Regions from separate parts of the Homo sapiens genome. Here region 2 is linked to region 1. A link is an interaction called in ENCODE POLR2A ChIA-PET data of the cell type or tissue named here. Cell type or tissue: B cell. All regions are shown on one strand. Each heading gives the region's core, and the rest is flanking DNA. Links, peaks and the distances in the headings are about the cores only.

Evidence for each region. ChIA-PET counts read pairs that join two places held together with the same protein. Peaks named below come from ENCODE experiments on the same cell type or tissue, not always from the same donor. Only the 100,000 strongest peaks of a DNase experiment are listed, where the experiment ranks them.
Region 2: POLR2A ChIA-PET joins it to region 1 with 13 read pairs; 14 of 35 experiments call an interaction of 5 or more read pairs at or near these places.

What each region holds. Positions count from the first base shown.
Region 1 is chr11:67,372,642-67,375,503 of GRCh38, reverse strand. CLCF1 (cardiotrophin like cytokine factor 1) reads left to right here and starts at 1,906. Exons shown (of 3, transcript NM_013246.3): 1 at 1,906-1,980. The coding sequence starts at 1,965. The region is part of intron 2 of LOC100130987 (a long non-coding RNA gene); the gene reads right to left. RefSeq lists silencers at 1,568-1,617, 2,178-2,517. In B cell, for the core only: CTCF peaks have their summits at 988 and 1,190 (motif pointing right); DNase peaks (open chromatin) are centred at 1,233 and 1,793; H3K4me3 peaks cover 1,752 bases; H3K27ac peaks cover 1,499 bases.
Region 2 is chr11:67,435,731-67,438,574 of GRCh38, reverse strand. CORO1B (coronin 1B) reads left to right here. Exons shown (of 11, transcript NM_020441.3): 11 at 74-2,844. The coding sequence ends at 199. PTPRCAP (protein tyrosine phosphatase receptor type C associated protein) reads left to right here and starts at 893. Exons shown (of 2, transcript NM_005608.3): 1 at 893-958; 2 at 2,225-2,844. The coding sequence starts at 956. The coding sequence ends at 2,842. RefSeq lists enhancers at 1-408, 409-941, 942-1,474, 1,790-1,849, 1,752-2,513 and a silencer at 1,200-1,569. In B cell, for the core only: no CTCF peak of the experiment used is centred there; DNase peaks (open chromatin) are centred at 884, 1,344 and 1,874; H3K4me3 peaks cover 2,500 bases; H3K27ac peaks cover 2,500 bases.

The DNA.
Region 1 (2,862 bases), core at 363-2,862:
ACTCCAGAGTCCTGGCTGGTGGGGGCAGGGAGGAGGTGCGGGGGCGGTGGGGGGGGCAGAGGTAGGCCCTGAGCACTTTTCACAAGGGTCCCTCCAGGCAGTTTTCATCAGAGCTGCTACTGAGGTCCCTCAAAGTCCCCTGCCCCCCACCCCAAGCCAGCTCTCCTTTCCCAGCCCTTTTTCTCCTTGTTTAGGAAAAAAAAAAGGAAGAAAGGACAGAGAGAGAGAGAAAAAAAAAAACCAACCCAACAACAAAGTCTGTCCCACTCCAGTGAGGTAATTGAAAACAAACTTCTTCCCCACCCCCCCCACCCCCCCACCTCAGTGCTCGCGGTACAGAGAAGGGAAGAGCTGCCCTGGGACCCAGCACTGGCCATGATCAGGATGCCTGCCCAGGCCACAGGTTGGAGGCGCTGGGGCTGGACTGGCAGAGTGCCCTCCCATTCCAGGGGCACCAGGAAGGAGTGGGAGACAAATCTCTGATGCCACTCCAGGGAGAGGCATCACCTTCCAGGTCTGGCCCACCACTGGCCTCTCCCACTTTGAAACAATAAATAAACAACAACAAAAGCAACTTATTACCCAGTGATTTAATTGGTGGTGTGGCTATAGGGCACCCAAGCCTTGGGGACCACATGACTCTCCCCCAGGAAAATCATGAAGCAGGGCAGTCCCCAGCCCTGGGTTAGAGCTGCCTCCTCTGAGCGTGTTCTCCCCGGCAGCCCTTGGAGAGGGAGGAGGGGACCCCCTCTGGGAGGGTCCAGGCATACCCCCAGGTATCCTGCCCAGCAAATCCCAACCCAGGCCTGCGGGAAGGAGGGGGAGCCCTCACCGCTAAGCCACCCCCACCTCACCACCGGAAAAACCAACAACCCGAAACCCCAAAGGAAGGAGAATGCCAGGGTCTTCATGGGGAAACATTTCACAAATGGGGACGCTCGGGCGGTCCATCGCCTTGAATCGGAGCATTCCCGCTGAGTCACCCAAGAAGCCTGTGGTGTTGAAACTGGTCCGTTGCCTCGTGCTGATTAATGAATTACAAATCCCCCACCCATGTACATTCTCCCTGGTCACTGGAGGAAGAATGAAGAACCTTGTGAACTTGAGGGAAAAAGTCCCGCCAAGTGGCCTCTTCTCGCCTCTGGGCCGGGCAGTGGGCCTGCAGTGCCCTCTTCCTCCCCCGCAGGGGGCATTGTGAGCTGGTTAGTCACCTGCCCCAGCCCCAGCGCCTCGCTTAGCTCTAGCTTTTGGAAATGGGACAAGCGGCGGGACAATAGGCAGGGGGGGCGGTCAGCCCAGACAAAGGGCAGCAGGAAAAACACCATCACTTGCTCCCAGGCCAGCTCGCTGGCATTTGGGAGAATGTGTCATTGCATTTACTCAAGGGGGAGGAGGAGGGAAGGTTAGAGATGAGGAGGCAGAGGTAGGGTGGGAGCAGGGACCTCGCACAGGCAGAGGTAGGTTGGATCAGGGACCCCGCATCGGCAGGGGACAGGGGGCAGGGGGCGGTGTCCCAGGCCAACGCCTGGGGAGAAGCCCACCCGAAGCCGGCGCTGTCCCCCGGCTCCTGGGAGTCCTCAGACGGACTGATGGCCTCCCCGCCCCCTCCCCCAGGAGGCCCAGGGTGGTACCGCCACAGCCTCGCCTCACCTCACCCCCCCTCGGTGCTGTGGGAGGGAGAGGGAGCCCCAGAAGCCCTCCCTTCCCTCCTCCCCCCTCCTACCCCCACCCCGGGGAGGGCCGCTACAATTTGTGGTTACAGCTTTACACGTCAGAAAAAAAAAAAAAAAGTTTGCAGAATGTCCCACACCGAAAAAAAAAAAAAATCCGAAACCGAGCGAAAAAAACCTGCGAGTGGGCCTGGCGGATGGGATTATTAAAGCTTCGCCGGAGCCGCGGCTCGCCCTCCCACTCCGCCAGCCTCCGGGAGAGGAGCCGCACCCGGCCGGCCCGGCCCCAGCCCCATGGACCTCCGAGCAGGTAGGAGCCAGGCGGCCGAGGCCCCGACCCCCGCCCCGCCAAGCAGCCACGAGATCCGGTTCCCGTCCTGCCCTGACCCCCGGGAGCCCCGCGCCGGGGCCGGGCCAGGGAGCTGGGCTCGGGCCGGGGGAGGCACGGCTGGGCGCCCTCGAGAGGGGCCGGGCGGGGACGCGGCATTCCTGGAGTCCGCACGGCGGGGCCAGGAGGTGGCCGGGAGCGGCGGGGAGCCCGGACGATCGCAGACCTGGGGAGGCGGCAACCTGGAGCCCCAGCGAGGCGGGCCGTAGGAGCCGCAGCCCCAGAGCCCCGCGCACCAGTCGGGGCCAGAGAGTCCGAGGCGGGGAGCGAGGCTGCGGGTGGGAGGAGGGGCTGGGAGAGGAAGAGGGAGGGAGGCCGGGGGAGCCCGAGGCCGGGCGGCGGGAGGCGAGGGGAGGCCGACACCTCGGGCCGCGCCGCTCTCCCTCCCCGGCCCGCCGGGAGGGGTAGGAGGGCGGGCGGGAGGAAGGGCGGGCGGCGGAGAGGAGGGCGGAGGGCAGCGCCGAGCCTGGCTGGGCCGGGCCGGACGGGCCGAGCCGCGCCGCGGGACTCGCGGCTTCCTAGCTACGCGCCGCGCGGCCGGAACCCTCCATGGTGCCCACGGCCGGGGAGCCGGCGGCAGGTAGGGGCGGCGGGCGGCGGCCGCGAGTCCCCCGGGCCACCGTGGCCTGGGAGTGATTATTGTTTGGCGGGGGGCTGGCGCAGCCGGGCCGGACCCGGCAGGAAAAAGTCTGTCACTGGCCAGGGAGCGGCGGGAGCAGCCGCTCAGCCCGGGCAGGAGGGGAGTTGACGCGCGGGAAAGGGCAGCGCCGGGCAGAGCCCGGAGCCCGGTGCCCCGGACCCCGC
Region 2 (2,844 bases), core at 1-2,500, 63 kb before region 1:
TGGTGGGTTTGGGAGGGCTATGGCTTAGCAGCCCCTGACCACCGCCCCCTACCCCTGCTTCATGTCCCCACAGGAGGCTGGGAAGCTGGAGGAGGTGATGCAGGAGCTGCGGGCCCTGAGGGCGCTGGTCAAGGAGCAGGGCGACCGCATCTGCCGCCTGGAGGAGCAGCTGGGCCGCATGGAGAACGGGGATGCGTAGGGCCACAGCCACACGCCACCTTCATCTCCTCCGCCGCCCCCTTCCCACTCAGCTTCTGCCAGCGGGTCGCACCGGGCTAGCTGGCTGCCCAGAGCCTCTGAGGCAGCGCAGGGGTCAGTTCCCACCCCCACCCGTCCCAGGCCCAGGCCGAAGCCAGCGCCCAGCTTTCCTCACTGTTCCTGTGGAGGATGTCTACGCCCAGGCGAGCTCCTCGACCTCTGAGGGACCATCTCCCCGACCACTGCCCAGCCCTCTGCTCCCTCCCCAGAGGAGGCGGGAGGGTGGGCTCTATATTTTCATTCCAAATAAAATTCTCTTTCTAAAAGCCAGGCTGACCTGCTGCTGCAAGGGTGGGGCTGAGAAGTCTGGAAACCTGGAGACAGAGGATGTCACAGGAGTCACACATGTGCAGAAGGTCTGGGGGCAGTGAGCAGCCCCACAGGCATTGCTCCCCTGGATTGTCAGGCAGGGAAACTGAGGCAGAAGACCTGAGAACACATGCAAGGCTGCATCCAGCTTCAAGTTGGTGCTGCTTCTTCCTTGGAGGACAGGCCCGGCAGCCCAGCCTCCTCCAGAGAGACTGGGGAGGGTCTGGTGTGGACCAGGGGTCCTGCAGCAGGGAGGGGCAGGTGGGGTATGTGGGCAGGAAGCGGAAGCCTGGGCCACCCTTCACTGCAGACGAGCACTGAGCTCACTTCTCGCTCGACACAGCCAGAGCTGGAGGTGGGTGCCCGGCACGGAGGGGCCTGCGGACCAATGGTAAGCCTCGGAGCCCCCCGGGTTCTTGGGATGGGGGCCACAGGCGGTCGGGGCTAGAATGTCTGGGCCTGTGGAGCTAAGGAGGGCCCCACATTGGCCCCAGGGAAGAGGTGAGACCTAAGAGGAGTATGGCAGAGGCTGAACCTTTCTCTCACCTGAGCTGGGCTCCCTGGGACTCCAGGCCTGGCCCCCAGCACCCCATACCGGACCAGGCCCCTGTCAGGAGCCCTGGGAAGGCCCTTACCTGGTCTTCCTGTGAGCGGGAACTTGCATTCCTGGAGCCTGGGCGGACAGCCTGGGGTGGTGGGGGAGGCTGGCTGCACCTCAGCACCCCTCCCCCGACACCCCCCACCTAGCCTGTTCCGACCGCAGACTTCCTCTGGCAGCTGCGCCCGCCTCCCCCAGCCCCCCCCAGCCCCCGGCCCTGCACGCCTGTGGCCCTCAGGGACTGGGAGTGGAACGGAAACCCTGCCGCTGGGGCAGCCCCGTGGTGGGGAGGGAGGAAGAGGGGCCTCACGGACCCCCGTTTGGGGACCTGGCCAAGCAGAAGATGAGCAGTTGCCTCTGGGTGCATCCAGGCCCCTCCATCCCCCATCCCAGGCCTCAGGGAGAGCCAGCCCTGACACCAGCTAGCAACCTCCTTCCCTCCCTCCCATCTCCTCTCCCACCCACCCAGGCAGCCTAGACACATTTAATCCATACTTATTGAGCACCTACTAACATGCTTGACCCAAAAAGCCCCCGTTTCCTAGCAGCTTATTGTGGGGGGTAGATAAGACAATAGACATAAAAAATGAGTACAGTTATCTCCTGCGTTAGGTGACATGGAAGGAAAAAGGCACTGAGTGCTGGGGGGTGCTGGGGTGGGCTGCAGTGATAGACATCAGGGTAGAGGTTAAGGTCAGGTTCAGCCTCACTGGGGTGAAGTTTGAGCACGGTGAGCAGGCCATGCAGCCCGGGGGAGGGGAGGATGGGAGGAGGTGGAGCTTTCCGGGCAGAGGGAACAGCCAGTGCGAAGGCCCCAGGCAGGTGGCTTAATGCAGCTGTTGGGGGAGGTGAGTGGTAGGGAGGAGGCTGGAGGGATGGGGGCTGATCTCACAGGGCCAGAGCCTGGTTGACCAAATAAGGCCTTGGCCTTTTCTGCTTGGCTGTCCCAAGAGGATCCCAAAGAGAAAAAAACGAAAGTGGTCTTGGTCACCCAGCCTGCCCCACACCAGGCCCCACCCCAGGTGCTGAGCCCTCTGAGCCCCTGCCTGTCTCCCACAGGCTCTGCCCTGCACCTTAGGGCTCGGGATGCTGCTGGCCCTGCCAGGGGCCTTGGGCTCGGGTGGCAGCGCGGAGGACAGCGTGGGCTCCAGCTCTGTCACCGTTGTCCTGCTGCTGCTGCTGCTCCTACTGCTGGCCACTGGCCTAGCACTGGCCTGGCGCCGCCTCAGCCGTGACTCAGGGGGCTACTACCACCCGGCCCGCCTAGGTGCCGCGCTGTGGGGCCGCACGCGGCGCCTGCTCTGGGCCAGCCCCCCAGGTCGCTGGCTGCAGGCCCGAGCTGAGCTGGGGTCCACAGACAATGACCTTGAGCGACAGGAGGATGAGCAGGACACAGACTATGACCACGTCGCGGATGGTGGCCTGCAGGCTGACCCTGGGGAAGGCGAGCAGCAATGTGGAGAGGCGTCCAGCCCAGAGCAGGTCCCCGTGCGGGCTGAGGAAGCCAGAGACAGTGACACGGAGGGCGACCTGGTCCTCGGCTCCCCAGGACCAGCGAGCGCAGGGGGCAGTGCTGAGGCCCTGCTGAGTGACCTGCACGCCTTTGCTGGCAGCGCAGCCTGGGATGACAGCGCCAGGGCAGCTGGGGGCCAGGGCCTCCATGTCACCGCACTGTAGAG